Linked DNA regions of Homo sapiens: region 1 is linked to region 2. The links are chromatin contacts, found by Hi-C or POLR2A ChIA-PET in ENCODE. All regions are on one chromosome and are shown on one strand. The core of a region is the stretch at or near the end of the contact, and the rest is flanking DNA. Distances in the headings are between cores, read along the strand shown. Region 1 has its middle 280 kb from the start of LINC01615. Region 2 has its middle 340 kb from the start of LINC01615.

What was found. Hi-C counts contacts between places; a loop is a spot of excess contacts on that map. ChIA-PET counts read pairs that join two places held with the same protein, here RNA polymerase II (POLR2A). Pooled maps may share reads with other maps.
Region 1: a loop to region 2 is called in a map of natural killer cell, with 2.1 times the contacts of the local background. The contact joins two enhancer-like sites. A Hi-C loop is called at or near these places in 2 of 168 maps with a recorded cell type or tissue (Calu3 and natural killer cell) and 1 of 50 pooled maps. POLR2A ChIA-PET finds 5 or more read pairs at or near these places in 1 of 52 experiments (Panc1).

What each region holds. Positions count from the first base shown.
Region 1 is chr6:168,883,107-168,886,196 of GRCh38, forward strand. No RefSeq gene overlaps it. Among named protein-coding and RNA genes, the nearest start is that of LINC01615, 280 kb to the right of the region's middle. Within about 2 kb of position 1,670, at least 3 of the 41 ENCODE cell types and tissues checked have a DNase peak (open chromatin) inside an H3K27ac peak, as active enhancers do.
Region 2 is chr6:168,825,923-168,829,155 of GRCh38, forward strand. No RefSeq gene overlaps it. Among named protein-coding and RNA genes, the nearest start is that of LINC01615, 340 kb to the right of the region's middle. Within about 2 kb of position 1,654, at least 3 of the 41 ENCODE cell types and tissues checked have a DNase peak (open chromatin) inside an H3K27ac peak, as active enhancers do.

The DNA of each region.
Region 1 (3,090 bases), core at 420-2,919, 57 kb after region 2:
ACTTACACTAGAAGGGTTACTCTTCTATTGCACTCGTAGGGCAGAGAGCAGCCTATATAGACTTTGGGTTTTTTTAAAGGTTTTGCTGCAGCACCTAACTTCGAAACTTTGCTTAACTTTTGGAAGCACATGCAGTTCCTCAGAGAGATACTTAATGACTTCTAAAGTAGGTTGCCAATAAGGAAGAAAACCTTTAATCTATAAGGTGAAAAAGGGCCAACTGGGAGCTGGTGCTGTATCATGCCCCTGCTCTGAGATTCTGGGTCTGTTTTCTCATTTGTCAGATAGAGCCACAGGCCAGACAGTGTATGTAAAAGTTCCCTTCAATCTCAAATAACAGTGATTCTATGACTCTAGGTTCATTTATTCTAAATCATTTCAAACTTGTTAGGAGACGGATTTACAGTGCAGTCCATGAAGCTTGAATGTGAGCTCCCTCAGCTGCCGTCTCTTGCAGGGACTCAGGAGGGAAGCTGGACACATGTCTGTCTTCACGGAGTCTGGACAGCTCTCCATCCCCTCCCATGTCCTCTCTGCCGCCATTCCCTGGTGTCTGGTGGCATCGAAGGGATCATGAGGACTTTGAGATCCAATTTGAAAAGAGATGAACTGCAGTAATTTCACTCTGGCATGGTGGGATCCACTCATGGTTCACCATCACGTCTGTGGATAGTTGAATTACTGCTGATCTTCCCAGTGTGGAAGTGGCTTCCAGAACATTCACCCAACCACCGTGTGTCTCACCCGGCCTGTGACAAGAAGGAGCAGGGCCAGAGGTCAGTTCCGACGCAGAAGGGTCCTCCAGGGCCCAGGGGGATGGACAGCCAGGCAGACACAAGGCTCAAAGGCGCCGACCCCGAAGCTGCTCTGCAGGAAATTCTTCCAATCTGTACACCCTAAATTATATGCAGGTTCATCCCCACCTTATCCAAACAAAAGTCCTCGTCTGTCAAGCATCTCCTGTCGAGAATGCAGTACATGCAGCGATAAACACATCACACACAGGAAAAGGCATGTGGCACAAACACAATGGCAATTACTTGTGCAAGGTAGAACTTTTCAGAACCCCAGCGTCGGCAGTGCCGGGCGGGGCTGGCAGTCGGAAAAGCAAGTTCTGCGGCGGACCACGGGTTTAGGCTCACCGCGCAGTCCCAATACAACTCTATTTCCTGCGACTCTGGAAACTGAGTTTTCTTTCTGTTCTCTCTAAGGAAAACAATATTAAAATAGAGATAGCCATTGGCACATGAAAAGGTGGTTGAATAATATGCAGAAAAATTGGGGGAAATGTGTATGTGGGGCCGTTATTCAGTAGAAACATTGTATCACGTTCAGATGGGCCTTGTTGGAGAAGATTTGCTAGGTTTTCAGAACGCGTAGTGTTGTTGAGGTTTCTCTTCTCACTGCAGGCGAGGGCTTCCTGCTGTCCTTCCTGTTTGTAATTCGGTTTTACTTTTCTTACAGGGCTTCCGAAATCATTGAAGTGTCAAAACCTGAATCCACCAGAATGTGTCCATGGAACTGAAAACTATCAGATATTTAGACAGGGTGCGTTAAAGGGCTCACCGTGCGTCCGTTTTATGCCGTAATTATGTGCACAAATAATTGCATGGCCGGCGTCGCGTGAGACGCGGGAAGGACCGGGGAGCGGCAGAACCAGGGCTTCCAATTCCCGTCCGCGTTTAAAGCGCGCCAGCGCCCTCTGGTGCTCAGGCTGCGCAGCGCGCCGGCTCCGCGGGTGCCGCCAAGGGCCGGGGCTGCCTGGGGGCCTGCCCGGGGTTCCAGACCTGCTGGACCGTGCATGGCTCATCAGGCCGGGCCTGTCCAGGGGTTTGAGAACCGCAGACCTGCAGGACTGTGCATGGCTCATTAGGCCGGGTCTGTCCAGGGGGTCCAGACCTGCAGGACCGTGCATGGCTCATCAGGCCGGGCCTGTCCAGGGGTTCCAGACCCGCGGGGACCTTGGCTCCATCAGGCGGGAACCGCCCCGCGGGATTCTGAAAGGATGAATGCATTTTCCTCTTTCTAGCATGGAAGGATTGTTAATTATTTCTTCGTAGTTTTCTGTGCTTCCCTTTCTCCTTTTTGCCTCACCTGCTCTTTCCTCCTGAATCCTGAGTGATTTGGGTAAAGCCAATGGTCGGATTACCTGGGAAGAAGCTGGGAAGCCAAATGTATGAAGAGCGGGGCTTCAGATAGGGGCCACGGAGAGCCCAGGCCCAGGAGGCCTGCAGAGCCTGGGAGGAGGGAGGCTCACCCAGCCCGGGGCCTGGCCCCATGGGGGTCCTGCTGCAGAGGAGGAGGGAGGCTCACCCAGCGCTGGGCCTGGCCCCTGGTGGTCCTCCTGCAGATGTAGCCGTGAGGGCTGCTGACCCCCTCCAACTTCACCGCCTCTCCTGAATCCCAGGCCATCCCAGCCTCGTCTGGCGGTGTGAAGAGTGGATCTGAATTCCAAAGATCTGGGTCTTGCTCTGACTTTCCCCATTTGCTGCAGTTTGAGGAAGTAACGAATTATTTTGGAATCTTCATGTGTGTACATTTTAATTTTTAAAATAAGGGTAAAAAAATTCCACCATTGCAGGTGACTGAAAGTGAGGAGGGAGAGCTTGTGTGGAAGGACATGAAAAATTGCTCTCGGAGCCAACAACTGCTGCTCCCTTCTCCCTGCACCCTCTAGACAGGCGCTGTTCCTGACCCTGTGAAGAGGCAGCGTCATGCGGGGCGATGGGAACACAGAGACTGCAGCATGGACAGACGTTTGTGTTGCAAGCAGACACACACCTCCAGGGTAAATGTTTATTCCAGAGGCACCACCATTCCCACGCCCAGCGAGTGTGCATTCTTTCTGGATTCAGAGCCCCACAGTTGTGTTTGTGAGTCATCAATGGTGAACGGTGGGGCCTTCTGGGGACAGGGGTGTGATCCATGTCTCCGTTTTCAGGTGACAACACCAGTCCCCCACCCACCTCACCCCAAACAAAGAGGCCACTGATCCGGGCCGCACAGACACCGCAGCCAGCAGCCATGCGGCCCCGCCTTTTCATTTATTAAGCAGAGATTAATAATGGTATATTTACGGCCTGTCTGCGG
Region 2 (3,233 bases), core at 404-2,903:
GAGCACGAGGCGGGGACGCAGCGCGGGGGGACCGCGTGCATGAGGCGGGGACAGAGGGTCGGGGGGACGCGTGCACGAGGCGGGGATGGAGCCTGGGGCGGGGGGACGCGTGCATGAGGCGGGGACGGAGCGCGGGGGGACGCGTGCACGAGGCGGGGACGGAGCGTGGGGGGACCGCGAGCACGAGGGCGTCGGCTGCTGGGATTTGAAGGAAGCTCTATAAAGCGAGGGAGCAGGGACCCCCGTTCCTGCCGGGGGTGCCGGGGTGGGGAAAGCACAGAATCTTCTTGAGGCCCTGGGCTGAGTGAGGGGCGCACAGGAGGCGGGAGCTGCACGGGTGACTGTGGGGTGGCGGCCGTGGCCAGAGCGCAGGGAGGGAGACGGGAGGCCACCCGGCTGCCGGGTTTCCTCCTGGAGGCTCCGTGGCCATTTTCCTGAGCTAGAAAACGGGCCCACGCCATCAAGGTGGGGACAGGCCCGGGCTCCCTTCTTGTTTTGAATAAAGACCATGTTTTCCACGTGGCGTAAGACATGGCGTGATGACACTTAACTTCGCACTACTAAAAATACCTTAAGAGATACTTATCTTGTTTAAATAATTTGGAATTATGGCTCCACATTAAAGAAAACAAACTCCAAGCAACAGCTTTTCTTTCTCTCCTTCCCTTGTGAGGTCCGCCGGCAAACCACCAATGTTTCCGTATTCAAGGCCAAAATACCCTAGGGAGGGACCGGACTCCTTTTATTCTTTACATAGCATTGTCAGTGTTTGGGGACATTGGAAGGAAGCTAAGGAAGCTATAGTGACAAACTCCTGCCACTCTCGCGTTCAGAGGTCTGCAGGACAGCAGGCTCGTGAGCCGGGGAGCGGGCTGCATCCCAAAGATGCCCAGGCTTCCAGGTGCCTGAAACCTGCAGGGATCAGTCTAATTGCCTTTCTCCACGATACCATTGCTCTTAAGAAGTGTTTTGGCAATGACTTTTAACAATAGGACGATGGCTGAGTTCCCAGATCTGCATTACGGAGGCATTTTAAAAGCCCACATCTTCCTCAGCTACACCGAGTCTCTCTCCTGATGTCAGTGCTGTGTGGCTGAAAATCAGCTTTTTTAGAAGGCCGTTTAATGTAGAGATTTATAGGGCCGCATGAACGCTGCATTTAAGAAGAATTTTTTTAAAACTATAAAGTATGACATATTTAATGGGGATGGGGCAATGTGATATGATGGCTAAGGCTTTGTAAAACTTTTAAATAAAATTAACACACATAACTTTTAATGCCCCCATGTCAAAGCATCTTAACATTATAAGAAGTAAACACATAAAATCCCATCCCCTTTCAAAGCCGCACTCAAGTTTGGATTCTTAGCTCAGTTTATCAAACGCTTTTTATAAGCCTGGAATGATCACAGAGATGATACTTTTTAATGATGCTAACGTTCTGGTTTGATGTTTTTAATCCAAAGAGGTTAGGAGGTGAAATCTGTACTAACCCTATTACTTCTGATACGAGCTCAGCCGCTCTGGCTCGGTTATAAGCATTGTTTGCATGGTCTGTCTTTTCATCCTTTTACTCTCAACTTGTTTGTGTCTTTCATCCTAAAGACATCCTGCCTCCTCCCGTTCCATGCTCACATGTGACCAAATGAAGCAGACAAAACCCGAGGCTGCTTATGAGGCTGATTGCAAAGCCACAGTGCAGCCAGGCTCCCTGCCCCGAGCGTCTCTGTGCTGGGACAGGCTCCAGGCCCCTCGAGTCTGCTAAGCCCTTCCCCAAGCTTTAGCCCTGTTTCTTGTATCACTTTAATTCCATTTCTTATCTCGACATCTTCAGCAGGGAAGGCTGATTTACCAGAGAGAGAGGGAGAGAGACAGGACATGAGAACACTGTTGCCTGGGGTTGAAAAAACAGTTTTTTTTTCCTGTGTATTTGTACTCCATTTTTTTGTTTTGACAGATTTTGGGGAGTCTAATTTACATAACATAAAATTCACCTTTTTTAAGTGTGCAATTCAATGATTTTCTTGTAAATGTACCGCATTGTAACCACTACCACAGTACAATTTTGGAACATTTCTACCACCCGAGATGATCTCTCGCACGCAGTTGCAGGCAATCCTCATTTCCACCTAAGGCCTGGCTAACCTCTCCTCTAGGTTTTACCTCCACAAATGTCTTTTCTGGAGATTTCCTATCAACAGGATGCTGTAAATTGTCTTCTATTTTTAGCTTCATTCACTGAGCACAGTGCTTTGAGGTTCAACCCCATTGTAGCACATAGTGCCTTCATCTTTGTTACTGAATGGCATTCCATCGCGTGGATATACCACAGTCATTTATGGAGTCACAGGGGATGAGCATTTGGGTTGCTTCCACTTCTTAGTTATGATGGCTAATGGCACTATGAACACTACTGTGCAAGTCTTTATGTGGACAGAAGGTTTTATTTATTTAATTTTATTTCATAGTGAACTATACTTGACATAACACACGTATACAATTATTATATATGTATATTTTATCAGTATTGATAAAATTAACACCCACACAGCCCATGTCAGCATCTCAAGGTTGAGAAATGAATCATTTTCAGTATACAAAACACCTCTGCATAAGCCATCCATGATTCTATCCTCTTCATTCCCAAACAGAAGTAGCCATTATCCTGCTTCTGGGATCATAATTTCCTTGCTTTTCTTTATGGTTTATTGTACGTGCATCCACAGAAGAATATCTGGTAAGTTTTACTTGTTTTTGTAGTCTGTAAGTAAAATGATATTGTATACATCTTTAGTGGTGTCTTTCTATCCCATCACTGTGCCATTTATCCAGATACATGCATGTAGATAGGATTTGTTCACTTTTACTGTTGTATAGTTTTCAAATATATAAATAAATCACAATTTTAGAACAAACCTGCCCTGTTGTTGATGGACTTAGGGTGGATTTCAGTTTCTGGCTGTGCTGCTGTGGACTTTCTTGTATTTATCTTCTGAATGTCATGTATTTATCATGTGCCTGTCAAAAGCTTCCTGGAGTGTATTCCTAGGAGAATTGCTAGTTCTTAGGATATTTTCATTTTCTACTTTGTAAGTAATGGCAAACATTCCCAAAGTGAAAATAATGATTCACACCCGCACCAACAATGTAAGCATTCCTGTGGTTTCACCTTAACCTTCACTCTGTATTGGTTGATTTTTTACTTTTTTCTATTTGGCCGGAAGGTAAAAATA